Linked DNA regions of Mus musculus: all the other regions are linked to region 6. A link is a loop called in an ENCODE intact Hi-C map of the cell type or tissue named here. Cell type or tissue: heart. All regions are shown on one strand. Links, peaks and the distances in the headings refer to the core of each region. The heading gives the core; the rest is flanking DNA.

Region 1 (4,309 bases), core at 299-4,298, 110 kb after region 6:
TTTCATTGGGACAGTTGTACAGAGACTAGTTGCAGAGAGAACAAGCCAGACACAGATGAAGACAGAACGAGCCAGTGAATGAGGAGACACAAGATTAGAACAGATTGCCAAAATTAGTATGAGGTCAAGCAGAACCATTCAGGAAAGGCCAAGGAAGAGAAACCAGATCAAATCAGTCAGCTTGGAAAGGAGTTTGTGAGCCAGAACTGCTGGGTTGAACAGGCAGTTAGAGTTCAGAAAGAACAAGAAAGGGTGAGCTTATTCACCAAGAAGTCTCAGAAGCTGAAAACATTCTAAGTCCAGATATATGGAGGCCAGAAGCTTCCAGGACCAGGCCTAGGTCAGCAGATTGAGACCATAATCCTTCCAGACAACAGTTGGATAGGCAAATAAAAAGTACTTTTACATCTGTGACTGGAGTGGTAAAGCAAAAGACCATATTCTACCAAGCATCTGGAAATTTACAGGGAAGGCTAATAGGCAGAGCTACTTGTTGCAGAAAACACCATCCTTGTGGAAAAGGATGCCCCAGTAGTGACTACACATCTCCATCATGATGACTGTCGTATCAGTCATCTCTGTTGCTTGTGTTTGATAGGACCAAAGTTTTTCAACCAGAAGATAGAGACAATGCTAAGACATTCTCTACAAAAGATCTGGCTTCACTCATTGTGTTTGAAGGAGATTTGGAGAGTGGAGTTCTCTGAGGATAATGGGATAGTCTTCCTGGTACTTGTAGGATTTTACTGATTTGTCCAGAGACTCTGTGGGAAGAGTTTCCGAATTCATTGGGTCTTAGGATCAAACTCTGAGTGACAGGACAGGCAGCCAGAGTCCACCCCTGTGCTCGGGTCTATTTTCAGTTTCCATCAGAATCCTTCCAAGGATTTCAGAGTATTTCTGCCCCCAGTATTTCCCAGTATGAAGTAAAGACTCTATTAGGCAATAAAAACACTCATAACTTACTGATGATTATCATAACCCTGTTAGCAAATAAATACATAGATGTCTATCAACCATAGTTAACACCTCATAACATTCCAGTTACCGATGGGATGTGTACGTAAATGTTCCCCCACCCCACCCGCAAAAAAAAAACCCTAAAACCTAGGATCTTGGTGATGTTGTAGCCTCCCCAGTTTTTTAAATTTTACTCTAATGCCTATGCAATAAAATCCCCTAGTGGCAGAGTTTCTAGAATTTGTGCCTGTTGTAAACTGGTGAATAACTGTGTACCTAAATCTAAGGTGTGGGATTTTTCTCACCAAAGTTTTTCCTCAGAAAAGAGAAGACTGTATCATTTTTGAAGGCTGCTTTATTATCATAATTATATACCTCCTCATGTACCTTATTCAGATCAGAGTGTGTGCATGTGCATGTGTGTATACACGCATGTACGCGTGTTACAATTTGCAATTTCATTGACAGATGTGTGTATGAATGAGCCTTGACTACTACTACCACTGTTTGGAATTAGATAGACTGATCTCTCCCACTTGGTTATTTTCTTTTAAAATTATTTTAGCCATTTCTTTGCCTTTCCCTATAAAATTCAGAATAATACTTTGTATATCTGGCTGAGATTTTGCTAGAAACTGCACTCAACCTGTCTGCACTTAACCTGGTAGGAGGTGGCATCTTTACTGTGTTCCGTTTCCCGTGTAATGAACAGACCACGCTTCCACATTTATTTAGATCTTTCTTGATTTTTTTTTCAACCACATTTTCTAGTTTTCTGCTCATGAGACCTGTGTACGTTAAACAAATACATGCTTCTTTTGCTTGGAAATTCTAAGTGGTATTCTAAATTTTATGTTTAGACAATCACTGCCAGGGTATGTTAGTCTCATATCCTGAAACTTACCAAACTCAAGTTAACCTAGAAGTTATTTAAAAAGTGTACATTCTTTGATATTTTTTATGTAGACAACTGCCACTGGCAAATGGCGACATTCTTTTCCTGAGGTACAAACGAGAACGAGAATTCAATAATTACGTGTAAGAGCAAGTGTTAGATGAGCTCCAGGCATGGTGAGGCATGTGTTTGTAACCCCAGCATTTGGGAGGTAGAGGCAAAAGATTAGGAGTTCCAGGCTACACTCTGCTACTGGGGAGTTAGAGGCTAGCCTGGACTACATGAAACCCTGTCAGAGAACAGAACAGAACAGAACAGAACCAAACCAAAAGACTAGACAGTTCTTTGGCATTGTTAAACGCAATAGAGCTGCTGTGCTGTGTGGTTCAGCCATTGTTTACCTCTTTGTTGCTCTTTTGGATCTATAATCTAATCAGATCTTTGTTCTAAAGATTCATCTCTTCTCCTGGTTATAGGTGCTCTCTTGGCATAGGCCTTCCAGCTTCACCCCAGAACCCCCACGGGTGTGTGTGTGGGTGGGTGGGTGGGTGGGTGGGTGGGTGTCCTGCTTAGTTTCTCACTCTGGGTCTGACGGCGGCATGGCTCCTCCAGGACGCGTGGGGCGCTGTGGGTTCCGCGTGCCGCGGCGGCGCTCTTTCTCCGCCTCCTTGGTTGGGACAGAGGCTTTCGGGACTTCGGCAGAAAGATGGCGGCGCCCATGGACTGTCTTGAGTCCCTGGAGGGTGATGGCGACGCGGGGCGTAGGGCGTCCGGGGTAGAGGTGGCGCTTCCCTCGAACCCCACGGCTCCTGCCCCGCTGTGCCCGCACGGTGGGTCGGCGTCTGCGCTCAGCCTTGCCGGCGGCGCCAATGGCGAGGCTTGGGCTAGGTGCTCTGCGGGTTTTTCGGATTTGTGTCTGGAAGAGAAGGCTTTTTCCCACCCCCTCTTCCTTACCTTGTGTGATGCGTGAATAACACCCGGTTTCAGAAAGTGTTTGTCACTCTATTTAGTAAACCCCCAGAGAGGTCCTGGCTGCTGGAGCTTTGTCTCCAGAGCTGTTAGCATCTCTGCTTTGGGGGACAGGTTAGGGAGAAAGCCGAACGTAGAATGCACGGGGCTGAAGGCTTCTTGCTGACAAGTTCTTAGCGGAATTTAATTTGTTGAATTGATGGGGTTTTATTGTTTTGAAGTTAGAATAAACAACAAAACCCTGGAAGCCTAATTAAGTTTACTTCTTGCGGCTTTCCAACTGTAAAGCTCAGGGTTTCACTGAAAATGGTAACGGCAAACCTTGCAGTTCTCCGGGCTTTCCCCCTTGTTTTATTCGCGTTTGTTCTTTTAAGCATACTTTCGTCATGGACCCCAGCTGTTGACTATTGTAATGTAAACAGAAAGCATTTTCTTTTTGAAGAGAGCAGTTTTAAAAATTATTTCTAATATTCAAATGCATCAGTGTTGCAATGGAAGAAAATAAGATTTATCAAAGAGGATAGTACATTGAATTATAAATTATGTATAATGCCTAAATAAGTTTTATTTAAGGCAGAGAAACTTGGTGTAGACTACTGCTTGATACTTATTTTTTCTTCCTATTCTGGAACTAGGGCCTACTCTTCTCTTTGTAAAAGTGAACCAAGGGAAGGAAGAAACACGAAAGTTTTATGCCTGCTCAGCCTGTAGAGATAGAAAAGACTGTAACTTTTTTCAGTGGGAAGATGAAAAGGTACAGTAACATTTTGGCTAGTTTTACGGAGAATGAACCAGTAAACATGAAGTTTAAGCATTATATAAAAGGATTTCTTTATTTTAGTGCATTTGGTATTTTTAAAGATTTTTTTTTTCCTTTTTTTTTTTTTTTTTTTTTTTTTTTTTTTTTTTTTGAGACATTGTTTCTCAGTGTAGCCCTGGCTGTCCTGGAACTGATTCTGTAGACCAGGCTGGCCTGCCTTTGCCCCCTGAGTCCTGGAATTATAAATGTGTGCCATCACTGCCCAGCTTAATGATTAATTATGTGTATATGTGTGTGCACCTATTTATTGGTATGCACACATGAGTGCAAGTACCCATGGATATCAGAAGAGATCCTCCGATCCCCTAGAACTGCAGTTACAGTCAGTTATGAACCTCCTGATGTGGGTGTTTTAAATAGAGTTAGGTCTTAAGGTAGTGTTTGATCTCAACTACTGGGCCATCTCTCTCACCCCAAGATAAATATCTTAGGAGGGATGAAAATTTCATGCTTTGGATTTTGTTTTTAAATTCTGGGCATTAAAGTTAATACTTAACTCTGAACTTTGATACAGATGTGTTATTGTCTTAAATGAAAATTAGTTCCCTATAAGATTTGATGTGTTAGTATTGGGTAGTCAACTTACAACTTCAGTTTTGCTATTTATTAGTTTCTTTTGGTTTGTTTTTGGTTAGTTTTTGGTATCTTCCTGTGTAGCTCTGACT
Region 2 (4,309 bases), core at 4-4,003, 160 kb after region 6:
GTATTACTTACTATGCAGTGTGGTGTTTGTTTTATATGTAACAATAATCATATTACTAAGTGTTTGTTTCATATAAATGCAAATATTATGGCTCTAGAACTCTTACTAGAAACTATTCAAACTGGAATCACGTGAGTTAGTCTCTGGATTTCTTTCCAAAAACAGTAAGTGAAGTTGTGGGGGCATCGTGGTTTGAATATGCTTTGCCCAGGGTGTGAAATTTGGAGGTATGGCCTTGTTGGAGTAGGTATGTCACTGTGGGTATGGGCTTTAAGACCTCACCCTAGCTGCCTGGAAGTCAGTATTCTGCCAGCAGCCTTCAGATGAAGATGTAAAGCTCCCAGCTCCTCCAGCACCATGCCTACCTGAATGCTGCCATGTCCCCACCTTGATGATAATGGACTGGACTGAAATTCTGAGCCTGTAAGACAGCCCCAATTAAATGTTGTCCTTATAAGAGTTGCCTTGGTCATGGTGTCTGTTCACAGCAGTAAAAACTCTTACTAAGATTGAAGTTGGTACCAGAAGTGGGGTATTGCTGTGATAGGCCTTTTGTCTGGAAGAATGTGGATTTGGGGACTTTGGATTTGGAAAGCAGTTGAATGCTTTAAGTGGGGCTTAATGGGCTATCCTAGTAAGAATATGAAAGATTTAGTTGCTGAGATTGATTTGAACTGTTCAGAATTGGCTCAAGACGGTTCAGTGGAGGAAAGTTTCAATATGGCCCAGAAACTGTTTTTGTAGTGTTTTGGTGAAGATTGTGGCTGCTTTTTGCCTTTGTCTTAAGAGTCTACCTGAGTCTAAGATAAAGAGACTTATATTAATTGCATTGACAAAGTCTCAAAAAAGCCCAGCAGAGACCTTGTTCTCTGGTTAAGTCTCATGAAGAACATTTTAAATAAGCATAGCAAGTTTAGAAAGGAAAAATACAAAATGTGGTTCACATATTAAAGGGGCACCAGGAAGTGAAATGGAGCTGAATCTTACGTTCTAGGAAATAAAAGATTAAGGGATTGGGGGTAAGATCCCATCCAGCTAAGTTTAGATTCAGGCATGGTGGTATACACCTTTAATTCCAGCATTACAGGCGGCAGAGCCATGCAGATCTCTGAGTTCAGAGGTTCAGTCGGACATCATCAAGGTGGGAACATGGCAGCATCCAGGCAGGCATGGTGCAGGAGAAGCTGAGAGCTCTACTACTTCATATCAAGTCTGCTAGCAGCATACTGACTTCAAGGCAGCTAGGATGAGGTCTTAAAGCTCACACCCACAGTGACACACCTACTCCAACAAGGCCACACCTCCAAATGGTGCCACCCCCTGGGCAAAGCATATTCAAACCATGACAGAGGGAAACAGTTTTGATAAACAGTACTACTGATGATAAAATGTAGACTTACTTTGCTCTCCCTTCTTGCAGAGTGGTCTTTATACTTAAAACCCAGAGCAGTTGTGATCAACAGATTGACAATTGAGGTTGCCTGGGCAGTGTCTGTCCACATTTTCTCACAAAATTGAATGCTTAGATAGCCACAGAATAAATCCTGTTTCCTCTTAACTGTGGTGAGTTTGCTACAAGTCAAGAAATCATTTAAATAAGGCGAAAGAAAACACACTATTTGTCCCTGTTAGGGAGGGTGCAAGCACTTTAACAGTATATGTCTGTAGATAGGAATCATTCAGTGTTTTGTTTTCTTTTTAAATGGTGATTTCCGTCCAATGTTAACCCTCTTTTAATTTGCTAAAATGCTGCCTGATAGAGAGGTTTGTTGTTTTAAATTCTACAATGCATCCAGGGCTGAAAACGACTGTGTGCCAAAGGAGGTCCAGTGTGTGAGTCCGGAGTTTTGATTAGAGCCTAAACCTAGAACAAAAGGGATTGTGTACACAGCAGCGAATTTCTGAGCAAACGGAAAAGGCCTGGAAGGGTTCCCACACGTCCGCGTATACAGGGTTAAGGATTCCTTTGGTACTTGCTGTGCAGCGGGCAGCCCAGAGTAGGGGACCTCCGAGACACCAGAGCTCGCTCCGCCCTAGCCACGCCCAGCTACGGCCTAGCTCCGCTCCCTTCTAGCCCCGCCCTCACCCGCTGTAGCCTAGGCTAACTTTGCCCTAAGCACTCGCTCGCCCCGCCCACACGGCTCCGCCCTACATCAAGCCCCGCCCTGCGCTCTCCCCGCCCCACCGGCGCGCGGCTGCTGTGCCACTCACTTCCTCTCGCGAAGACGTCCCGGCGTCGGCGCCGGAAGCTTTCTCCGAGCGCGGAGGGCGGAGTGAGAGGGCGGGGAAGGCCGCTGGCTAGGAGTAGGCCGAGTCTGCGACTCTGGCAGGTACCGCTGCTGGCAGGGCTTTGTGCCAGAGCTTTGTGGCCGGGTGCTCCGGCGGCCTTCTCGCGCACGTCGTTGCAGGGCCGCACCCATGCTGCGCTTTCCGACCTGTTTCCCATCCTTTCGGGTGGTGGGAGAGAAGCAGCTGCCACAGGAGATTATTTTCTTGGCCTGGTCCCCCAAGCGAGACCTCATTGCTTTGGCCAACACTACAGGCGAGGTAAGTGAGCTGGTGAGAGAGGTCGCCTGGGCTGGGACCCTCGAGCCTCAGTTTCCCCTTTGGCAGACGTGGCGAATCGCACATCTCTCCTGCCCCTACATCTCAGCATGGCTGTTAACTTTAAGAGACTGTGTAAAATACTGTGCCTTCCAGACAGGATGTGTATTCCATTTCCTGTATGGCCCAGAAGAACAAATTCCCTCCAAGTTCTGCACACCCAGGACTCCAGGAATTGATTTGGCCAGGGATGCACCATCAGACCCCGCCCAAAGTTGGTTTCAGATTAGTAGAGAATGAAGATGAACTGTCAAGTCCAACTGGAAGTGTGTGTGTGTGTGCAGTTGCTACAGAGGATGCTTGGTTCCGAGGTTTTACATCTTTGTTACATCTAGCTATTTAGAAGATCTTTAAGTTGAAAGGCTGATGCCTCACAGAATTGCAGACAGAATGCGTGTGGACGTTGTCAGTTAGCATTTCTGACATTAGGAACGTGAACATGCGATATCAAGTACAACTAGATACCCATCTTTCTGTGGAGGATGACTATTACCTGACAGCCATCTTGAAAGGGTCCCATCATCCATGCCACTTAGCACCCTCACCTATGTAAAACTAGGTGGTAAGGAAGGCCTAGCACCCAGAAATGCTTAGTGTGCCAGATTGCATTATCGTGTTGTGTGGCACGGCTCTGTCTCTAAGATCCATGGCTGGTGACATAGCTAAGGCGTGGGCTAAGAGTGCAGTCATTATTGTTGTTATTTTACTATGTCACCTACATATTCATGTTGTTTGTGTTACTTCTTTTGTCTATTGTCTTGGATAGGCTTTTTAACCTTTTCAAAAAGGTAAGTTTAAAAGATACAAAAGGGGCTGGAGACATGGCTCAGCTATCAAGAGCACTTGCTGTTCTTATAAATGACCTAGGTTTGGTTCATAGCACCCACATGGTCACAACTGTCGGTAGCTTCAGTTCCAGGGAGAACTGATGGCCTCTTCTGGCCTCCTGGGGCACTGACTGCACAAATGTGGTACAAATACATACATGTAGGTGTACCTTAAAAAAAAAAAAAGAAAGAAAATATGTAGAGTACAGGACTAAGTTGGGCCTTCTGAGTTCACCCATTTCTTTGAAAATGTCTTACATTCGTTTGGACACTGTTGTTCTGTAGATTGCAAAAAAAAATACTCAAAAGTAGTAATTAAAATTTTTGTTCTGTGGGTCTAGGTTCATTTTATCTCTGCAGGTGAGTTTGCAGCTTTCTGCTATCATGTCTTTTCATCTTAGGTTTTGCTGCATCGCCTTGCAAGTTTTCATCGAGTTTGGAGTTTCCCACCAAATGAAAGTACAGGAAAAGAAGTGACCTGCTTGGCCTGGAGACCAGACGGCAAACGTATGATAATGCTACAAACGTGTATCTCTTATTTCCAAAAGGATAGTCTAAAAACAGTACTTTTTCTTGGTATATTTTAGAATTATGGTTTTGTTTCTGTTGTATAGGTCTTACTGTATAACCCTGACTGGCCTAGGACTCTTTGTGTAAACCAGAGATCCACCTGCTTCTGCCTCCCAGGTGCTGAGATTAAGGACATGTGTGGCCTACCGTATCTGGCCCTATATTAGAACTATAAGTACTAGTTTGAGACTTTTTTTTCTTATTAGAATGCTTATATTTTTCATGAAAGTCTGTTGTTGGCAGGGATAAGTCTTTAATGAGCCCTGGCTTTGTGGCAGATAGGATCAAAGTCTGAGACATTTGCAGAA
Region 3 (4,309 bases), core at 247-4,246, 74 kb after region 6:
ATTTGAAAATTAATACATTTCAAAGTAGTAGATCAAAGAGGAAAATCCTAAAAGTAATTATAAACTATTATCAGCTGAGTCAAAAGTGAAGCACACTACATCAAAAACAGTGGAACCGCAGCTAAAGCAAAGCTCTGAAGGCAACTCAGCTCTAAAGGCATTATGTTTAAAAGGTAGGAACCTCCTCGATTTTTTTTTTTTTTTTTTTTTTTTGTTTTTTGTTTTTTTCGAGACAGGGTTTCTTTGTGTAGCTCTGGCTGTCCTGGAACTCACTATGTAGACCAGGCTGGCCTGGAACTCAGAAATCTGCCTGTCTCTGCCTCCCGAGTGTTGGGATTAAAGGCGTGCGCCACCACGCCCGGGTCTTCCTCGATGTTTTAATCTTTACTAAACAACTAGGAAAAGAAAAGTGAAACAGATGAGTAGTAAGAAGCAAAATAAAAATAAAAAATAAAGTCAGCGAAGTAGGGAAAAAAATTAGCACAGCCGAAATACAGCCTTTGAAAGATTTCTAAGTGTTGACACACCTTAGTTTAACTTCAGTCAAAGCAAAAGAAATCTATAAATTACCACTATCAAGAATGTCTAAACATACACTCCCGTCTCGATTTTAGTAGCAAATAAATGCATATAATGCACAGATTATGATTACAAAACTATATATTTAACATATGGACTATAGTAATAGAAGTAGCTCCCAGCCTTCATGAACTTTTAGAGAAAAGTTAGTGAAATAAATGTATATTATGTATATAGTAATAAGAGAGGACTATTTAGGTTGGAAGGGATGCACCTCCCGCGGAAATGACGCTGGTCCTGGCTTTCTGCTGGATCCACTGCAATGGCTGGCAACGCTCTGGGAGTTGAGACACAGGTGGCCATCAATGCCCTACCCCGCCCCGCCCCGCCCCACCCTCGCTTGCCCCACCCCCTGTCCTTCTGCGCAGGCGTAAGGAAGGCGTCCCGGGGCTCGAGAGGCGGGGCGTGGCCGGCGGCTGGGCGTGGCCGGCGCGGGCTGGTGGACTGGTGAGGTGGCGTCGGTGGGAGCAGTCCCCCGCGGTTTGGCGTGATGCTGGGGTCCCAGTCCGGAGCCCGGCGGCTCTGAGCGCCGGAGCCGCCCCGGGACATCATGGCGGAGGCCTGCGAGCCCACCCGCCCCTCGGAGGACGAGGACGAGGAGCGGGAGCCGCTGCTGCCTCGCGTTGCCTGGGCCCAGCCGCGGAGGGTCGCGCCCGGGAGCGCCGTGAGAATGCAGGCGGACGAGGGCGCGGATGTCCTCCGCGAGCCCGCTACCGACGAGCCGCCGGCGGTGTCCGGGGAAGGGTCGATCTCCGCGAGCTTGTCCACCGAGCTGGATCGGACCCGCACTACGAGCTCAGGTGCGACCCATGCGCGCGCGCAACCCGCCCTTCCCTGCCTCAGTTTCCTCTCACCTTTCCCTCTGTGGCAGGAGAACGGGGACCACTAAAATCTCACTCTGTAGGCTTCCCCAAAGAGTCAGTCCAAGTGGGAACCCAACACTGAGGGAAACTTCATCCAGGACTGTGACGTAAGTTGTTTGTTCAAGTTTGGACTTAAGTTCTGAATTAAGAACGCACAACGATCCAGAAAGTTCTCGTCGGAGTCATGAGTTTACAGGGCGGATGATAAGCCGAGAGATAATAGGAAGGGATGACCATTTGCCGCTGGGACAAGTTTCAAAACTTTCTATTAAATGTTGCTATTGTGACGTTAGCCAGAGGGGGCGGAGGCGGGCGAACTCCTGCCGCCAGCTCTCTGCAAAGTATATTTGCGCGCTTAAAAAGAAAAACACCTTTTCATTATCTCCTGGGCTGATTTTAAGTGGACCTTTGAAAGAGAGGCTAACTAACAATGTTTAAACTAAAAATTAAGGCATGCTATTGCAGGCCTGGGTGTCTGTGTGGTGAGTTTGGACCGGTGGAGTGGAGTGTGGCTGAAATGGAGTAGATTTGTATGAGATCCATCTGGAGTCTAGACTGGCTTTTTTTTTTTTTTTTTTTTTCCCTTTTTCTCCTACTTGATGATGATAGGATGGATCCAAAGAAGTATCATATGCACTATTCCACGAGCATCATTCCATATGACTCCTTGTGGAAAAGCCACAGGGAAGGTAGTTGTTATTAATACTGCATTTCTTAGAAGTTAAGTTTATTTGACCTACCAGTGTGCTAATGTGACTTGAAATGATTTGAACAGGGCAAGTCAAGAGTTCTAACAACTTTTATTCAAACACAAATCCTCTAAATAAGAGACCTAAAGGAAGTCGTCTCTGAAACACATTAACTACATAGGGGTCTGCCCTTACCACGACGTTAGCTGATGGATGAGTTTGCCATGCAACACTGAATAGAGCAAAGGAATGTGAAGTTTTCCACTTTCACAAATCTCTGTTCAGCCAGCTGCAGTGGACACTTTGGCCCTATCTGAGGTAGAATCTAGTCTGTGAGGTAGCTAAGATCCATATGGCTGCTACTTGCCCCAGAGTTACCTCGTGTGTTAGATTGAAATAGAGCCTTGAAATAGAGTCTTGAAAAACTTTTACTGTTTGAGTGGGTTGGATTGGTTTGTGTGTTTTCTTTGTTGTCAACACTTATATTAAGGCTAAAGTCAAAAGGACGAGAATGTGGTAGCTAAAATGCAAATGGATTATAAGAACTCTTAGCTCCTCGGTGGTGATAGCTAGGTCAGAGTTCACAGTTTAAGATGAGTTTTGACATTGGTTCTCACAGCAGCACAATGGGTGAGTTGTCGCTGACCCTCTTTGTGAAAACTGAAACTTAGTAAAACGGTAATAATGGTGGCTCCTATTCCAAGATGTTTGCACAGTCACAGATCCAGGAAGTGGTCAAGTTATGACTGAGCCACTTCTTTTCTCTTCCAGGTCCTGAACTTTGTCCGTTTTACTCTAGGAGTCTGTGTTACAAAACAACTACTGCTTTGGGGTATTATGTAGGTTCTTTTTAAAAGGATTTTTTTTTCTGACTCTTTATTCTACTTAAAGTGTTTAAAACTAGCAAAGGTTTATGATTGAATAATTTAACTACTTTTAAGTTTAATATATTAAAAGTGTCCTTTAGCTCTTTTGTCTTTTACATGCAGTTGTCATGAGAACACCTTTAAGTTTTTAGATTAGTATTGACATTTCTGGTGTTTAACTATTTTATTTATACAACCGCGAGCCTTATGTTCTTGAGCCAGTGGAGAATGTCATGCATCTCTGGTCTTTATATTAACAATGTAGTTGGCAGATTCTAGAAGTCTCCTGAACTGTAGTGCTATTAAGTCAGTATTCAGTCATTGAAACCAGTGAATGAGGCTGTAATAATACTGGTATACTAGGTGCACGTGCTGGCTGTGTTCTCTGCACTTCACATGTAATAGATTGAAAGTAGCCCTATGAAATAAGCACTACTTTGGATTCCCACATAAAAAAAGCAAGCTTGACTTGGTGGTACATACCTGTAATCTCAACACTTAGGTGGGTGAAGCAGAAGGACAGCCTTGAATTTAAGGCTAGCCTGGGCTGTAGTACCAGGCTAGCTAGGATTGCATAGCAAAACTCTCAAAACAAAACAAAACAAAACAAAAATCCTAAAAATAAGCAAAGGGTTTTCAAAAGCAGCAGGGGGTAGAGAGGTGACTCAGCAGTTAGCAGAGACCCCAGCACTCAGATTCATAGCTTTCTATAACTCCAGTTCCTTGGCAACTGATGCAGTCTTTTCACCTCTGTGGACACCAGACATGCACATGATACACATACATACACACAGGCAAAACATTCACACCATAAAATAAAATAAAATAAATAAATCTAAAATGCAAATAAAGAGGCAGAATGTAACTTCCCGAAGTCTTATTTCAGTGGAAGGAATCTCATAACTAGTGGGAGGCGTTCTGCCTGATCGGGGATCAAGAAGCCAATACTCCTAACTATTTTAGGGCAGGTTTTTAAGAATACAAGTTTCCTTTGTCTTGACAGTCCACCATACCTGAGCTTTAAAAGTAAACAATTATGGAACTAAAAAGTATTGCTCAGCCTGCCAGTGCTCCAAATACAGCTGCATGTGCTGACTCCATCCTGTAATTCTAGAAGGAATAGAAGGCTGAGGCAGGAGCAAAAAACTTAGGTTTAAGGCCAATCTCGGCTATATAGTGAGTTCAAGTCCAGCCCAGCCCAATTCAATAGGACTCTTATCTACAAAACAAGTAAAACTTTCAGCCATTCTTATCCATTTATAACAGAAATGGACATCAATCATCAAATATTTGATTATCTGCTGGGCACCAG
Region 4 (4,309 bases), core at 213-4,212, 150 kb after region 6:
CAGTACACATCCTCCCACATCTTAACTCTCCAGCGATTCCAAGTTGCAGCAGTCTCGTGGGAAGAGTGGCTTTTCTTACGACACTCATAAGTTTATGTGCAAAATATCTTTTGTTGAATTTAATAAGGTACCACATATATTCTACTCCACAAAGGGCTGCACCAGGGAAACATTATAAATTGAAATCTCTTCAAAAGAAAACTACTTAAACTACTATTTTAGGTTGATTTTTTTTTTTAAAGTAAAATCCATTTTTGTGTCTTGCCTCTAACAGGTAACATATATTCACGGGATTTTTGAAAGCTGGGAAGAAACGTAGAGGTAACCTGGGCTGACTTCCCAGTGTAATAATCTCCTTGCTGAATTCATGACAAGCGCTCATCCAGCCTCACTCGGATGCTGTCGGGGCGCAGAGTCCTAAAGCCTTACAAGGCAACTCAATTTATTTAATAGCTCTAATCGTTAGAGAATTTTCTCATATTGAGATAAAATATGCTCCCCATTAACTCCTAACCATTGCTCCTGGTTCTGTTCTCCGAGGCAATAAAGGATAAGTCTAATTTCTATTCCATATGATCCTCCTTCAGTTATGAACTAGCTGTCAGTTCCTCCCAGTCTTTTCTGAACAAACACCCCCAATTTGTTAAACTATAAATCCTATTCATTGCTATTATTTTCAGTAGAAATGAGCAGGTTTTATCAGTGTCTGTCTTAAAATTCGGGGACTGAACGAAGGGCTGCAAATGGGACCTTAACAAAGTCTTCCCTTGTTGGGATACTGCGCATGCGTAGAGGCCTTCCACCAGCCTACCTGGGAGGCAAGGCAAGGCTGAGGGTGGAGGCCCCTGCTGGCGGGCAGCCTATCAGAAACCCTTGGGACTTTGACTTGTGCCTTGCCTTCCCTCAGCTAGTCTGCCCAGCTGTTTCTCACTGCTGCGGTCTGAGCCTTAGTGGATGCATTTATGAGTAAATCTGGTAATACCGGGTTAAACCAGAGCTGTGGAGAGTTGAGCAGTCTGCCATCAGAAGCTTGACTCCTACAGTTTGGATGGAGCGTGGAGGATGAGTGCTGTTGAGTGCTCAGCCCTGATGGAACTTTTTTATGCCATATTTTTTTATGTATTCTTTGAGAATCTCATTCATGTGTACGATGTCTTTGGGTCATAGCCACTCCTGCACTTTCTCCCTGACTCCCCGGAAGCGGGATATCTGTATCAACATCCTCAAGGCTGAGGAGATATCACGGAAGAAGGAGTAAAAGGGATGTCAGAGTCAGGATGGGGAGGCGTGCTGTGAATGCCGCTTTCTGATTCCCTGTGCAGTACCTGTCCGCATCCTACCCTGTGTGGGAGGGTGACAACTACTGAGGAGCTGTTGACAGCTGAACACTGCTGGAAGAGGCAATGCAAGGTTTCTTCTAGGGTGTGGTTGCTGGTAGGTTGTCCATGCTGAGTGACCCTTCCCCCACCCATGCACACGCTGGTAACTAATTGGACTCAGAGACTCAGAGGGATGGAGATATATGTATATGCATATGCACATATACACATGCACATATATACCTTTTACAGGACGTGAAAATGGGAAGAGGAAGCACTGGAGTGGAGTCAGGGAAAGGGAGTTTGGTCGGATATGATCAAGATACATTGTATACATGTATGTATAGTCTAAAAATACTTGTTTTGTTTTGTTTTGAGACAGGGTTTCTCTGTGTAGCTCTGGCTGTCCTGAAACTTGCTCTGTAGGCCAGGCTGGCCTCGAACTCACAGAGATCTGCCTTCCTCTGCTTCCTGAGTGCTGGGACTAAGAATACATTTTAAAAATTGTTTTTAAGAAAAGCCCGTCTCGCCGGGCGTGGTAGCGCACACCTTTAATCCCAGCACTTGGGAGGCAGAGGCAGGCGGATTTCTGAGTTGGAGGCCAGCCTGATCCACAAAGTGAATTCCAGGACAGCCAGGGCTATACAAAGAAACCCTGTCTCAAAAAAAAAAAAAAAAAAAAAAAGAAAAGAAAAAGAAAAGAAAAGAAAAGAAAAGAAAAGCCCGTCTTCCTGTCATGGTTTCCCTTGTTTGTGCTTCATTTATTTAATAGCCAGCTTGTAAGCCTGGTCCATTCCAGCTTCCTAGGTGTATCTTTGCTTCTCATCCAAAGCGTTCATGCCATCTTATGTGGAAGTTAGGATCCACCCGTCCTGAGCTCCTAACTGTCGTGGTATTCTTGAGGAGGATCTAAAGCAGTGGTTTTCAAACGTGAGCATGTGAGGAGGACTTGCTAAAACACATTGCTGGGCCCCACTGCCAAGGTGTCTGAGATAGTAGATGTAGGCTGGGTAGGAACTTGCATTTCTAACAGGATCCATCCCAGTAATGTTGGTGTTGCCGATCCCTTTTTGAGTATTATTTATCTAAAGAAAGACATGTTTAGTAGCTAGGGCGATTCACAACAGCCTGAGAGTGAGTATGGATACTAGCACACAGGACAGGGGATTTAGGCATATAAGACAGTGCTTGGTGGCCTCACTTTGAAAATAAATGCTGGCATCACAAGTTCAGATGTCGAGGGAGGTCAGTGTTTGGAAGGGTCACTGCTGGGTACAGAACCAAGGGTTCTTCATCCCCATCTTCCTGCCTCGTGTCAGCCAGACTGTGGACTAAGTGACTCCTCAGTGTAGCTCTCAAAGTCAAGATCCATGACCTTTTATAGGTAAAAAACATTCCTCAGATTGTAGAAGGCTGGGCAGAGACCGCACTTTGATGTGGCCAGCTGAATAGCAAGCTTTTCTCTAAGAAAGTGGAACATCTCAGTGTCACTAGCATACATCTTCAAACAAAGCCTGTGGTTAGCATCAGAAATAAAGCTTTAATTACAAAATACTTTGTTTTGTAGCCTTTTAGATAAAGTTAGCGTCATTCCCATTACCCACCAACATGAGTGTGACATAACACATCTTTCCCTTGTTGTAATGGAATGCCACTGCTCTAGGCGCCTCCTGAGGTTGGCGGCGAGTAAACTTGCTTTTAGGACTTTCTTATTCCCTACTGGAGCACCTCAGCCTGGATCTTGGCATCAGTTTGTTTGTTTATTGGTTAAAGGAGCTTAGCGAATGTTGACTCATTTGAGTGAATTTTCTTTTTTCTTCCTAGGTGGATTATGATAATCATGCGCTTTACAAACATGGAAAGACAGGTCGAAAACAGTCTCCTGTCCGAATTTTCACCAACGTTCCACCCAACAAAATAATCCTTCCATCAGAGGAAGGATACAGGTGAGAGCGCTTTGAACTTCCCAAGTCACCTGAAAATTCACATCTATGTACCTAACAGTAAAATGCTTTCAAATACTGAATCATGTGGTTCTTATATTACCCTCAGATTTGGTCCATAATTTCATACTGAATTGAATTCTGATTACCTCCAATTTTTGGAGCAAGTACCTTGTTTGCTTTTGTCAGTTCTGTGAATCTCAATGAACACTTGCGGCTCATTTCCCTGTTTCTCTCTTTAGATTTTGCTCCCTCTGTCAGAGATATGTCTCTCGTGAGAACCAGCACTGTGTGCATTGTAATTCTTGCACATCCAAGGTATAGTTCTCTTATGTCACCCACTTTTATGGAAGGGATTGTTTTATGTTAGTTTGTTAGTTTTATCACTTTTAAAGTGTTATGTTAATACTTGAATTCATGTGTATTATTTCCACCTAACCTTAATACAGTAGTATTTTATTCTAATTACAAATTCAGCAGGCTTTTAAAAGGAATCTTATTTTGTGCATGAAAGTTGTGTGTGTGTGTGTGTGTGTGTGTGTGTGTGTGCATGTGTGTGTGAGTAGGCACATGTGAGCCATGGCACACGTATGGAGGTCAGAGAATAACATACAAGAGACAGTGGTCTCCTTTCACCATATGGGTTCTGTGAATCCAATTTGGGTCATCAGGCTTGGTGATGGATGCCTTTACTACTGAGCTATCTCTCCAGCCCGAAAACAGGCTTTTTAAAGTACTTAATTTCTTTCATCACCGTAAATAGCTATTTCAATCATTTTCATATGGTACTTACGAAGAGTGTTTCAAATAAGGCACTAAGTGCTGAATTTATATGTCTGTTAAGAGTAAAATTATGATGTTTCAAATCAGGCTTTGGACCATTAGATGCCATTGCTGTTCTGATGAAGGAATGGTTAGTAACATGCACTGTGCACGTTTTATGTGCTAGCCTTGTTTCTAAGAGTTTTGCATGGGTTAACAAACACATTTAGTCCCCAAAATAGCCCCTGAGGTAGGCATGGTTACTCTCTGCTCTCTTACAGCCGC
Region 5 (4,309 bases), core at 124-4,123, 150 kb after region 6:
ATCCTGAGTGCCTGATGTCTGAGGAGCTCACAAAGGGCTATCGGATCCCCTGGAACTGGAGCTACAGACAGTTTCGAGCTTTCATGAAGGTGCTGGCAGTGAACCTGGGTCCTCTGGAAGATCAACCCGGCCTCTAAACCACTGACATCTCTCTAGCCCCTGAACACACCTTTTTTAAAAAAATGTTAGGGATCATGTCTTCTTGTTTCAGTGATTTAAATTATAAAACAAAAATAGAACCTTGGTATTACACACTACCTACAGATTACTAAATAGCTAAATTTAACATTATGTGAAAATTGAGATTATGGTAAACAATTTCCTAATCATCTTATTTTGTGATGAAATGAACAGCTACTACGAGAGGTTTTTGAAGCTTCAGCTGCTATGATGGTATTATAGGTATTGTCTGCCTTATTTATCTGTTTGTTTAAATCCAGTAGGACATTTTCCATTAAGGACCAGCTCTTGAGCTATGTTTCCTATTTAGACTGAGTTTTTGGTTTTGTTTTTCATAAATTTACTTTGTAATTATTTCTACTGAGTAGTTCAAGGTAGAAGAATAAATTTTAAAAATTAATTAAATGCATTTTATAATTTTCCCCTTAGAAGCCTCCAATAACAAAACACAGCCCATCTACCTATTGGTCTAGGATGGTTGCATCATTTACAGTGCAATTTTGAGTACAGTCAGGAGTTAACATGCTCAGCCTTTAATTCTGTGAATTAATGTATATGAAAATTGAATCTCCTGCTGGCTTTTCGAGACAGGGTTTCTCTGTGTAGCCCTGGCTGTCCTGGAACTCACTCTGTAGACCAGGCTGGTCTCGAACTCAGAAATCCACCTGCTTCTGCCTCCCAAATGCTGGGATTAAAAGCGTGCACCACCACGCCCAGCTGAAAATTGAATCTTCATATTGGTGTGAGTTTTGGTTTTAAGACAGTTTTGCTCTGTGGCTCAGGCTGGCCTGGAAATTGAGTTTCCCCACACGCTGGGCTCACAGGCCTGTGCTGCCACACTGGAGTGGTGTTTACTAATGGACTATAGGCTCTCTCAATAAGCTCTGTGTATGTTTGCTGTTGAAAAAAGCAAGTCTAGCTTGGTGTTGTGGTGCCTGCCTTAAATCCCAGCACCGGGGAAGCAGTGGTGGGCAGAGTTCCTGGTTAGCCAGGGCTATGGTGTCGTGACGCCCTGCTAGAACTTTTTTTTAAGCTAGTCTTTTGTTGGAGTGTTAGTGACATTCTGTTTCAGGGGTGGGGAGCAGAGACTGACTTCCAGTATTGGATTTTGTCAACTTTAAGAGCAAATCCTTTGTGGTACAGTCTGCCTACAATCCTCAGGTAGTGTTGCCTTCTTCAGCCAGAGGACTCTCCTTTTCTCAGTTACTCCTCTCTAAAACAAACAAACAAACAAACCCCAAAATAACTCCCAGAAACACACACATCTGCATAATGAAATTGACAAAAATATTTTAAGAAATTTATTTTTTTTTATTTTATATGTATGAGTGCTTTGCCTGTACCTATCATGTATGTGATCATGTCCCTGCCTGATGTCTGCAGAGGCCAGAAGATGCCCTGGAACTAGAGTCACAGATAGTCACAGTTGCCACATGGGTGCTGGGAATCAGGCCCAGGCTCTCTGCAAGAGCATCAACCTCTCCAGCCCTGAAAAAAAAAAGCCCCTTCTTTATAAATGGCAGTACTTTAAAGATATTTGAGCATACCGTGGCGTGCCATATCCTTCAGTCCTAGCATTTTACAGCTGTCTTTTGTAGTTTGTTTTTCCATGGTTAATTTTTCCCTCAGATGTGAACTGGAATGGTGCTGGCTCCCTCTTGTGGTGAAGCTCATTCTGTCAGTTATATAAATCCGAAGGGTAGAGGACAAATACTAGGTCAGTGTAATTTTAAGGCAAACTAAAATGAGTAATTTTACTCAGCCAGAGTACCCCAGTTCACACTTTGCTCTTGAAGGCTTTGTTTATATACATTACAATGGAATGCTTCTTAGATTCTTTCCTTCTGCTTATTCCCTAGTGAAATCTGGTTTATTTTCAATCCTGCTTATGAATAGATGAACCAAAGAGAAATTTAAAATTTCTCAACAAGGCTTCATTGACTTTTCTATTAGAGATTATACTTTACTCCATTAGAGTTTCTAAATCCTTACTTACCAAGAAGCTTTCCTACTTTAAGGAAATGACTGGTTGAGAGAGGAGGTTTCTGTAACACACAAACAATATAAAGTGACTTTTATTTTGAGCTGGTGGGTATTCTTAGTCCATAGCACAAAATATGGAAGATATAAATCATTAGAGTTCTGCTGAGTGGCCAAGTAAAACTTCAACTAACTGGTGTTCATGGATGGTCCTGCAGGGCTGCCGTTTTACTAGTTGGGTAGTTATTATCAGATGAGGCGGAACACAGACTCTAGAGTCAGGCCCTGCCACTCTCTACTTGGGTGAATTTAGGACTTCAGAGCCTCGAGGTTTTTTTACCTGAAAAAAAAAAAAAAACCCAAAAAGCAGAGAAACATTTACCTAGTGTAGTTTCCTAGTTCCTTGAATTTCAAGGCCATGCCCGCTCTTGTGTATTTCAGCACCCAATACAACCTATGCTAAAGGAACAGAAAGAGTCTGCTGTTCACCGTGGCCTTTCCCAGGTGTCTTCCTGGAGGATCAAGAAGTGAGGGCCTAGCTTAGTTTGGCTCACAGGAGCCATGGCTTCTGACTCTCAACAACTAATGCTGCTTGGTAGTCAGAGCCTTTGCCAGCTATGCCCAGGGGCACAGTGTGTGCACCAGCACAGTCCTCGATAGGGCAAGTGGCATGGTTCTGCTAGTGTGGAGAAGTGAGTAAGTAGTCAGGACTCTCGCCATCACGGGCAGCAGCATCTTGGTGGTGAGAGCAGCAGAGCAGAGGATCTGTTCTGTCCGCCGTGGCAGGTTGCAGCGGGGCCTGACTGTTCCAGCCTGTTCCTTTAGAACAGCTTGCTTTCAGGAAGCTTGGGACACAGAAGTCAGGCATCCCTTGAGGTGCTAGCTGGCACTTTTACACCTGCGAGGGGAAGGGAGATTAGCTTCGAGGCTTTAGGAAAGGGCCTCTGCAATGTGGTCAGTTTTCCTTTACTTGTTGTGCAGTTTCATTTCTCTGCCCCTGCTGACTGCCGCATGTATTAATCCCTTTCTTAAAAAAAAAAAATGTAATTCAGGGACTTGGAAATGGAAGTGCTGAGTTGAGCAGTATAAATGTAGCAAAGAGACAAGCCCATTGGGGTGGCTGCTCACTCGTGTGGCGTGTCTGTCCCGAATAGCTTGTTCTAAATGTAGTAACCATCTTTTAAAGAAATGTCTTCGGAAATGTCTTTTGTGTGATCAGGCCCATCTCTTTCCTTGTTGTCATGGTTAGGACACTGGGGATTTATGCTAGCCCCACAGTAAATTCTTTCATGTCTTCTATTTTCCTATTTGGATAGCCAGTTAATTAAACTTCAGCATAATTACATAATTCACTGTGCTCATTCCATAAAATAATTTAGCACCTTGCTTTTCAGAGCTGTCAGAAAGCAGAAGCAAAGAAAACGTAATAAGATAAGAAGGGAGGCACTAAAGGACAATCCATGAATCACACATCTGCTCCAAGAAGAAGGAAGAGGAGGGAAGGGGCCATCAATATCCTCACTCCTAAATGTCCAGTGACTTGAGAATAAGCAAGATTTATAGTCCAACCTTTGATGCCATTTTCTCCGCGTGCCACATGGACTTAAATCCAGCTGCTTTCAAAGGTGTGCCCCTTCCTAAGCCTGGTAATGGGCAGGTGGCATTTGCTGGCTATGTCCCTTCAGCTGCCTCTGCAGACCGGGGAGCCTTCTGTAGGCAGCAGGTTGCCTGGCTCTCTCTCCACGCTTTTCCACCCTTTAACGCCTCACCAGTGTTTATTTTGGCCTCTTTTGACTGAGAAACTGACGGATGTTCAGTACCTGTTTACTTCGATACCGGATAGAAATGCAAATGAAAGTCTACCGCTTACCTGCTTACCTCGTGTGCGTTGAGCTTTTGTTTCACTTTAGGTATGAAACTCTTGTTAAATGACCAAGTCATACATTAAAGCACATCTGGTCCATAGCCCATCGGCCACATGTGCCCCAGGATAGCTATGAATGTGGCCAATCATAAGCACACTTAATACATTGTGAGGCTTTTTGTGAGATTTTGGTCATGACTTGTTCTCACAGACCTTGAGTAGGAACATTGTAGATGATGTCGTGTTGCAGTGTCAAAAGTTGGGCACAGCCGGCCAGTGGTGGCG
Region 6 (4,288 bases), core at 1-4,000:
TCTGCATCCCTACTCATTAGCATCACTTCTGACTGCAAATATTTTCATTAAAATTTTAGTAAGCCTCAAATATTTCACCATGATTTAAAAACAAAAAAACAAGAAGTTTTTTAAGAGATCATATTTCTCACAGAAAGGGTGGAAGACAGAAATAAGCAGTCATATCCAAAAGCACTACCAATTAATGATTAAATCATTCTTGCCAGGCAGTGGTGGCACAGGCCTTCAGTCCTAGCAGAGGCAGGTGAGACTCTTAAAAAAATCACTTTTCAGAATGGAGTAAAATCTCAAAACTAATACAAATAATGTAATCATCTAATACAACTGCTCCCCCATCTGCTGGAATTCAGACAGTGATAAACACGCTCTACTCTCCAGTAAAACCTGTACATTACAAAGAAAACATGGCTGCAAGTGGGGTTGAACACCTTTAATCCTATGAGTCAGGAGACAGAGGCAAGTGAACCTCTTTGTCTGAGGCCAGCAGGAGCTACAAAGTGAGTTCTAGGCCATCCACAGTTACAAAGTGAGAATGTCTTAAAAAAGAAAAAAAACAACAACAACACAACAACACACAACCATGATGTATATCAAGTGAAGTTTGAAAAAAGAAAAAGAAAGAAGGCCACGCCCATGGTAAACACTCTGCAAGGCTGGCTGAACGTCTATGATTGTGGCAAGTTAGCAACTGGCAGGCCAAGAACCAAAACATCTTCCCTCTGTGTGACCTAGCAACCCTGTGACTATTAGGTCAATCCTTCTGGAAGGGACAGAAACCCCCTAGCTTCACCTACCCATAAGCTAAGAATGTCATCAGACAACAGCCAGGGCCTGCAACGGAATTTCCCTGCTTTTCCTAAACATGCCTACCTCTATATTTCTACTAGTGTAGTCAAAAAGTGTCTTGGCCTATGATTTTGTTCTGCGACTATTTTACATAAAAATTTCATGGAACTGTTACCATCCAGAAGAACATAATATTTGGGGTCACCTGTCACTTATATGTATCTCTAGAATAACTCTTATTCCTTTTGAAATGAACTGTTTTTTTTTTTTAAAGACTTGTTTATTTTATGTATATGAGTACACTGTAGTTGTCCTCAGACACACCAGAAGAAGGCATCAGATCCCCTTACAGATGGTTGTGAGCCATCATGTGGTTGCTGGGAATTGAACTCAGGACCTCTGGAAGAACAGTCAGTGCTCTTAACCACCGAGCCAGCTCCTCAGCCGTAACTATGCTTTTTTAAATTTTGCTTTGTTTTGCTTCATTAAGTTTTTATAACAGATGTACTAGTTTAAATATTGTCAGAACACAGCACCAGTGATGTTGACCAGTCTGCTGGATGAAAGAGGAAACCACCATATATCAGAACTACTGTCTTGAAAGCTCCAAGTCTCTCAGTTCCATCTCTCAGTTCCGTTTGATTTCTGTACCCATTACCCATTTCATGAGGGAAGGGATTATTTCTGAGTGGAAACTTTATAATTTAGTAGGAATACCACCACCATTATTTTAAGTTCCTTCCACTCCCATTCCCAGAATGAATGAATAAGTAAATAATTTCATAAGTAGTTTAAGAACCATACCTGTAATGTCGTCGAGCAACCAAAGCAGAGGCCACTCTCCCTTCCCTTTCTCCCACACCACAATTACCCAAGAAATTGTTGCTATCCATGACTGCAAGCTCATGCAGAAAGAGTTCGAGGGTACTTTCATCCCAGCCATCCTCTGGACACTTGCCCTTAAAAAAAAAAAGTAATGGCATTTATATTCAGGTAAATTATCGGCCCCTAAAACTCCACATCAATGTACTTGAATTCCTTTTAATGTGTTTTAATGACCCTTGATTCCTCACATCAGAAATAAACTCAGCAGCTATGAAGGAACGTTTGCCAATTGGCCAAACGTTCGTTTTCTATTTGACTACAAACTATAGAGGTTGCGGACTTATGTAATATGGCCACTGAAGTTTGCGAGGGCTCAGTGGAGTTAGGGAAACTGAAAAGGTGACGTCCTCGGGTGAGTTTTCAAACTAGGGGCTGGCAGACCCTGGGGGCACTACGGTTCAGGACTCCCGTCAAGAGGTGAGGCCAGAGAGGTGCGGCGGGCAGCTGCCCGCGGGCGCAGGTCTACCGGCCGCATGCGATCTATCCCCGAATGGCCCCGGCGGACCAAGCCCTTGGACTTTGACAGCTCCGCACACACCAAGGCGCCGCGCTGCCCCGCCCCTCTCGGCACACGCCGAGCCCGAGCGCCGAGTACCTGCTCTAGAAGCAGCCGGATGAGGTGCTCGTGGGCGCGCCGAGCCTCGCAGCCCTGCCTCACGTAAGCCGGAGACACCCGCCGCTCGCCCGCCGCGAAGCTCTCCGGGTTCATGACGGCGCCCACTGAACACACACCGAGGCCCAGGATGCAACGCGCTGCCCGGACGGTACGGGGCGGCCGTGGACCCAAAACACCCTAAGACGCCGCCTTCGACTTCCGCGCATGCGCAGAGCCGTCTTGGTGGCCCTCCACTCCCATTCCCCAACACCACAAGCACTTGGGAAGAAGTTGGAAACCTTGAGTATATATGAGAGAGTTGGCAAGATTAACGGGTTTCCGGCCAGAAGAAAGGGGAGTTGGATTGGGCTAGGTAAGCCCTCTTGTAATCAAGAACACTAGTACTTCAAGAGAGGGCAGAGAAGGCAGAAGAGTCATTGTGTGGGCTTCTCAGGAAATGACAATTTATGATCTGTTCCAGTCATATTGTTTGAGTCTTCCCCAGACTGTGTCAGATTCCAGAACCTTACATCATACATACCTTGATATATTTCAGCAATTCCTACTGCCTGACAACCTTAGGAAAGGATAGAGCCCTGCTCTCGCGGCAAATTTATCTCATGATAGTTACTCTTTTCATTTTAAATTATGCAATAATCTGCAATAACTCAACCCACCATCATATTATGGGAAGAGGAACCTTATGCATATCTTACCTGAGATCTAGAGTTTTCTCTACTAAGTTTAGATCTACAGAATTCCTTTAAGAACTTTGTACTAACATTTGTCCATGAATAGTGTATCTTTAGAACATAGTAGTAGTCTACCAAATGTAGGAATTCCCCACTGGTAGAACATATATGTACTTACATGTCAGCAAGCAAGCACACATGGCCTGCAAATTCTATATGACTTTGAAATGTTTGAGGGAAGAAGAGTTCCTCACCTTTTTTGGGCACCACAACAAAAATGGACAAGAAGCTACGGGACTCTGTAATGCACTATTTCATAGAATCGTAGCCATATAAAAATAAAGGCTCATGGGGAAAGAGGGGAGATGTGGGAAACAATGAAAATGTTCTGAGAGATCACTGCCAAGCCAGCTTTCTTACCCATTAAAATCCCTGAGCATACAAAGGTCACAATCCTGCAGCTATTCAAAGGCACCATTGTACACTACCGGTGCCTAGCCCCTGCCTTTGAAAAGAAAGGATGTGGTAAATGGTTGGACCTTTTGCTCGGCTAATCTCTGAGCCTCCCGGGACATTTGCTTAGGGGCTACCAGATATCTTCAAAAGGATATCACATGTCTCTATGGAGCCACTCATTGCAACATAGACAAGCTGGTTAGTCTCCCAAGTCAACATTAGCTGTGAAGCTTGACAAAGATCACTGAGGTTAACTGAGGATCATTGTAACCTGCCTACAACATAGTCTAGGAAAAGTCTACAAAAGTGGGCTGAACCATGACCTCAATGGCCATTTCACCATTTTTAGATTGATTTTTAAAATGTATTTTAGATAGTGTATGTCCATTTTCAGGGTGGTCTGTGGTATTTCCTTGCCAAAAGATACAGCCTGTATAGTCTCTCTAAGTTCTGATTTTATTTTAACCTGGGTCAAAAAAAAAATTCTAACAATAACCAAGCCACTTACTTCTATCAAGAAGATCAAATTCTAGTCAAACCTAAAATGACTTCAGCAAGAATGAGAGATGGAAGGACCTCTGCACTGTCTTGCCCTGTGGCAGGGGTGGGAAAGGGGGTAACAAAGAGCATGCTCACCTGCAACGCAAACTGGGAAGGGAAGGGAGCACTGAGAGGGAGGAAGGGGGTGGAAGGAGGGAGGGAGGGATGGAGGGAGGGAACAGAGGGAGGGAGGGAGGGAATGGAGGGAGGGAGGAAAAGGATGGAGGGAGGGAGGAAGGGGATGGAGAGAGGGAGGAAGACAATGAAGGAAAGGAGGAAAGGGATGAAGGAAAGGAGGAAGGGGATGGAGAAAAGGAGATGGGGAGGGAAAAGG
Region 7 (4,309 bases), core at 95-4,094, 600 kb after region 6:
AGGCTCTGTAAAGGAGAACAGGTGCAGAGGTGGGGGAAAGCAATCCCCACAAGCATGGCGGGATGAGGGAACAGGTGTCAGTCTTCAGAGGCTGTGCCCCAGGCAAAGAGCCAGAGCCCTAGGGACCTGCCACTGACTCTGTGCTGTTCCTAGATTTTAATAGTTTTTGTTTGCAGCCCTCGATTAGTTTTGGGAATCCCTGTCTACTTTCTGAAACCCCTGTATAATTCCCCCCATAACCCAGCACACACAATATGGAGAGCAAAGAGGACAAGGGATCAAAGTTAGATCACTTACTGTGCTCAAACACCCTCCAGGAAAGGCTGTCTTGGGTCAGAAGACTCAGTGACTAATTTTGCAAATACCTTGCAAACCATTCGAACCAGGTGATTTGCTCCTTTGTGGCTCATGCCCACACACAGCTTTCAAAGAGGGAGGCCCAGTCTTTCAGAGGCTTCTAGCCTCACCAGTCACCAAATGTCACATTAATGAGGGGGAAGGGTAAGAAAGAGTTGTTGGGAACAGAAGAGTAAGACAGAAGGTGGTAATTGGAGCAGAGAAGGAAGGACCCAGACCCGGGGCCAGTAAGAGGTCAAAAAGAGGGCACGAGAAAGGAGTGTAGCCAAATACAAGTCAGCACAAGCCACCAGTGTCTCGGCCTCCACGATGGCAGCCGGAGGGCGAGGAGGCGGGTCTTGGTTTGAGGCCCCGCCTTATGCCGCGCCCTTCCTCGGATGACCCCGCCCCACTAAGAGGCGCCCAGGCCCCGCCTCCGAGCTCAGAGGCTCCTCCCTGCACTCCGATCCCGGAAGCGAGCTCTGCTCCGCCTCTTCCGAGCTGGGTCGCGACCTTGAGGCCGGGAATCGAGTTTCCAAACGTGCGGGGGCCTTCGCCGGCTCTGCTGCCCCCTTTCTCTCCATGGCAGCGGCCCGGAACCTGCGCACCGCGCTCATATTCGGAGGCTTCATCTCCATGGTCGGCGCCGCCTTCTATCCCATCTACTTCCGGCCCCTTATGCGGCTGGAGGAATACCGTGAGTGACCTCTGACCCCGCGCAGTGGCTGCTCCCAGCGCTACCCCGAAGCCCTTAAGCCCCTACCCTATCTGTTCAAGGAGTGCTGAGGAAGGATGTGGACTTGGGAGTGAGGCTACCCGGGTTCCAGGCTCGCCCAGTGCAGCCCGGTGACCACGGACAAGGGGCCCCACCTCTGACCTTCAATGTTGAGGCTCTACATATCTTTTGCAGGATCAGCAACAAAACTGTGAGCATCTTAGGGGTCACAGAGGTGATGTGTATGAAAGCAGCCTACACACAGCAGGTCAACACTAACACTAGTTCACACACAGTATATACTGATATACTGAAGATTTAATGTTTTGGGTTAAGCATATACCGAGTCGTTGAATTTGCACGGGCTTCCCTTGGGGTAGATGCTACCCATTTTACAGATGGAGGTCACACAGCTAGTAAGTGGTGAGGGAAATGTTCCAACCCAGGCGTCTGTCCGCAGAGCCCCGCTCCATCCACCCAGGCTGAGATGGTGCTATAGTGGAGAGCTTTGATCATTCTGAGTTGAAAGGTGTTTTTATGGTGCATCATTGCCAATCCCTAAGATGTCTTGGAGCGGAAATATTTCAAAGCTAAACTGTTAACCTGGGTTCTGAGTTTTTCCTCAAATCGTTTTTTTTTTTTTTAGATTCTGCTGGTTTCCTTCATTTTTAAGCTGGCTGCTCACATGACAATGGCGAGTGTCCGGGGAGTCATTTTCCTCCTTAATCATTCAGGTCCTATCATTCTAAAAGCCACACTCCTTCCTGGAGACCTATACCTCAGCAAGGATTAGCACTTTGATACATCTGAAACCATCTGTCAGCGAGGAGAGATGAGGCATTAGAGGATCATTTTGTTCTCCAGGAAACCTGAATCATCTTGAAGATGGAAGAGGGCCAGCCCAGCCCCCGGGGAATATTAGCTGAGGCTGAAGCTTGGCGATTTCAAGCCTCATGTAAATGTTCTGACCATCTCCAGCGCCATAACACTTGGTTTCTGGAGGCAAAGCATTTTAAAGTACACACATGAATCCCCTGACAGCTTCTTTTCATCAGCTCAGACTAAGATGGTCTCTGTGCTTCCTGCCTTCAAGCCTTCCTGCATGCGCCACGTGTGGAAGGAATGTGGGCTTGTGTAAGGTCCTGCAGAATTTGTCTCCATCCTGGATGGATCCCTGCCACAGGCTATTTTATTACAGCTTCTAGAGTTGGAGTTGAGACTTGGTCTGTTGGAGGTTCCCTTTAGAAAAATCCCAGTTCTGAAGAAGACAGGGGTGTGGTTCTCAGCCACTGTGCTATCTGGAGGTGTTTTGCTTGTCACAGCTAAGGAAGAAAAGGGGAGGTGAGAGTAAGCCATTGTACTAGATAGGATCCAGGATAAATTTCCCACAGTGCACAGAAGCATCACACTGTGAAGGCTACCCTGCTCTTAGTCAGCCGGTTACCCTGCATGTCTTCCAGGAATACTCCCCAGTCTTTGGCTGACCATGTTGCTTTAGGCGGGCAGGTCAGGCTCTAAGACTGTCTACACCTGCTTGCCTTTTAGCTTATTTTAATTAATTCGACCAACTTTAACCAAAGGTTATAACTAAAATTTTTTAAAAAGTAAATAATACTGAACAGCTAATTTTTATCAGAAGTTTTGGTTTTGGTGGGTTTTTTTTGTTTTGTTTTGTTTTTTTCATCCTTCCAAGTGCTTCAACTCTGCTAAGACATTTAGTGCTCGTCATAACCCTTTGTGGTGGCTGTTAGCTGGATAACATGTAGGCAGGTATTTCCTCACTCTGAGCCTTGCCTGTTCCCCCCGCTGTGGTGATGGTGTTTACTGAACTGAATTTGTAAGTTTAGGGTGAATTAAGTGAAGTATAGTCTCATATTAGGAATTGTACCAAAAAAAAAAAAAAAAACAAAAAAAAACACTTTTAAAAGGAGGTCTTGGTGAGGAGTGAGATACAAGCAGGTGTGTGCCTTAGGCCGGCAGGAAGCATGCCCAGCTAGCTCAGTGTGTGCTCAGGAGCTGGGAGCCCATTCCGTTTCCAGTATTTATAGTATTTAACCGCTTTCCTTCCTTATACTCAGAGCCTGCATTTTAGCTGTCACTTGTGCCTGGTGCAGTTTAGATGTGGGGCAGCCCTGGGCTGGCCTGGGCCTCGTCCCCTGCCACCTCATTCTGTCCTGGCCCTGTGCATTTTGGGTAGTGTTTTAGCCCGTGCGTCCCCTGCACCTGTAGTCACTAACATCACTGTTTTTCTTTATTTGCCTGCTCTTCATCTTTCCCATATGCCCCCCATGCTTCTCTTGTGTGCATTTTTTTTCTAAAGCTTAGAAGAAATGTGTGTTGTTGAGGGGTGCACATACGGCAGCTTATGTGTGGTGAGATCAGAGGACAACTCTCTGGAATCATTTCTTACTCCCCTACTTTAGCGTGGTCTGTGGGGGTTGGATTTAGGACACTGGGCTTGCGTGGCAAGTGCTTTACTGGCTGAGCTGTCTCTCTGGCCCCAGTTGAGGTCTTTCTGAGATATACCTGGTACTACTTCTCTGGTGAGAATTTGTAATGGGAACCTGTTTTGGTTTGTTAGGAAATGTGGAACCCTCTGGATCGTTGGCACTGGTCCTGCCATTCGTCCTTTGAGGGCAGTCATCTGGCTTGCTTAATTAAAACTCTGCAGTTACCCACTGCTATCCTCAAAGTCCAGCCAGTGGAGGTTATTGAAGTATTTTAGCAAGGTGACTGGATCCACTGTGCACCAGCTTCGGTCCCACTGTGGGGAAGAGGGACCTGAAGGAAAGAAAGATTGGTATTGAAAAGCACTATTGTTTTTTGGCATCAGGAGATGGTGCCCAGCCTGTACCAGAATACTTTAGGGACTGGGAGACTGGTGCACAAAGACTTGTGACTGATGCACCTTGCCTCAGTGTTCTGTACAGAGATACCATGGCCATGGCAACTCTTTTAAAAGAAAGCATTTAATTAGAGCTTGATGACAATTTCAGAGACCCAGTTCATTTTTCTCATGGCAGAGAACATGGCAGCACACAGGCAGATGCGGCCAGTGTTGGAGAAGTAGCTAAGAGTTGTACATCTGCATCTGTAGGCAGCAGGAAGAGAAAGCCACCGAGCCTGGCTTGGGCTTTTGAAACCCCAGTGCCATCCCCTAATGACACACTTCTTGGAGGTGTGTGCTACACTTTTCCCAACCAGGCTGCATCTCCTAATTCTTTCAAATAGTGCCACCCCTGGTGACCAGGCACTTAA

What was found. A loop is a pair of places that touch in the nucleus more often than their neighbours do. Peaks named below come from ENCODE experiments on the same cell type or tissue, not always from the same donor. Only the 100,000 strongest peaks of a DNase experiment are listed, where the experiment ranks them.
Region 1: it touches region 6 in a loop (2.7-fold over the local background); 7 of 42 quality-filtered maps call a loop at or near these places.
Region 2: it touches region 6 in a loop (4-fold over the local background); 14 of 42 quality-filtered maps call a loop at or near these places.
Region 3: a loop joins it to region 6, with 2.7 times the contacts of the local background. A loop is called at or near these places in 5 of 42 quality-filtered maps.
Region 4: it touches region 6 in a loop (2.7-fold over the local background); 18 of 42 quality-filtered maps call a loop at or near these places.
Region 5: a loop joins it to region 6, with 4 times the contacts of the local background. A loop is called at or near these places in 21 of 42 quality-filtered maps.
Region 7: a loop joins it to region 6, with 7 times the contacts of the local background. A loop is called at or near these places in 2 of 42 quality-filtered maps.

What each region holds. Positions count from the first base shown.
Region 1 is chr5:52,780,530-52,784,838 of GRCm38, forward strand. It overlaps Zcchc4 (zinc finger, CCHC domain containing 4), which reads left to right and starts at 2,526. Exons shown (of 13, transcript NM_001308144.1): 1 at 2,526-2,685; 2 at 3,460-3,578. The coding sequence starts at 2,562. In heart, for the core only: a CTCF peak has its summit at 2,492; a DNase peak (open chromatin) is centred at 2,552; H3K4me3 peaks cover 1,456 bases; H3K27ac peaks cover 1,186 bases.
Region 2 is chr5:52,831,846-52,836,154 of GRCm38, forward strand. It overlaps Anapc4 (anaphase promoting complex subunit 4), which reads left to right and starts at 2,290. Exons shown (of 28, transcript NM_024213.2): 1 at 2,290-2,547; 2 at 3,833-3,938. The coding sequence starts at 2,419. In heart, for the core only: no CTCF peak of the experiment used is centred there; a DNase peak (open chromatin) is centred at 2,156; H3K4me3 peaks cover 2,149 bases; H3K27ac peaks cover 2,230 bases.
Region 3 is chr5:52,740,590-52,744,898 of GRCm38, forward strand. It overlaps Pi4k2b (phosphatidylinositol 4-kinase type 2 beta), which reads left to right and starts at 985. Exons shown (of 10, transcript NM_025951.3): 1 at 985-1,379. The coding sequence starts at 1,130. In heart, for the core only: a CTCF peak has its summit at 1,752; a DNase peak (open chromatin) is centred at 1,032; H3K4me3 peaks cover 2,063 bases; H3K27ac peaks cover 1,154 bases.
Region 4 is chr5:52,812,658-52,816,966 of GRCm38, forward strand. Zcchc4 (zinc finger, CCHC domain containing 4) reads left to right here. Exons shown (of 13, transcript NM_001308144.1): 9 at 3,144-3,265; 10 at 3,505-3,580. Among named protein-coding and RNA genes, the nearest start is that of Anapc4, 19 kb to the right of the region's middle. In heart, for the core only: no CTCF peak of the experiment used is centred there; no DNase peak of the experiment used is centred there.
Region 5 is chr5:52,820,064-52,824,372 of GRCm38, forward strand. Zcchc4 (zinc finger, CCHC domain containing 4) reads left to right here. Exons shown (of 13, transcript NM_001308144.1): 13 at 3,555-4,309. The coding sequence ends at 3,624. Among named protein-coding and RNA genes, the nearest start is that of Anapc4, 12 kb to the right of the region's middle. In heart, for the core only: a CTCF peak has its summit at 1,849 (motif pointing left); no DNase peak of the experiment used is centred there.
Region 6 is chr5:52,667,309-52,671,596 of GRCm38, forward strand. It overlaps Sepsecs (Sep (O-phosphoserine) tRNA:Sec (selenocysteine) tRNA synthase), which reads right to left and starts at 2,393. Exons shown (of 11, transcript NM_172490.4): 1 at 2,267-2,393; 2 at 1,591-1,745. The coding sequence starts at 2,380. In heart, for the core only: a CTCF peak has its summit at 2,400; a DNase peak (open chromatin) is centred at 2,433; H3K4me3 peaks cover 1,337 bases; H3K27ac peaks cover 984 bases.
Region 7 is chr5:53,266,326-53,270,634 of GRCm38, forward strand. It overlaps Smim20 (small integral membrane protein 20), which reads left to right and starts at 781. Exons shown (of 3, transcript NM_001145433.1): 1 at 781-1,033. The coding sequence starts at 919. It overlaps Gm40303 (a long non-coding RNA gene), which reads right to left and starts at 802. Exons shown (of 2, transcript XR_868423.2): 1 at 1-802. In heart, for the core only: a CTCF peak has its summit at 2,161; DNase peaks (open chromatin) are centred at 956 and 1,966; H3K4me3 peaks cover 2,143 bases; H3K27ac peaks cover 1,685 bases.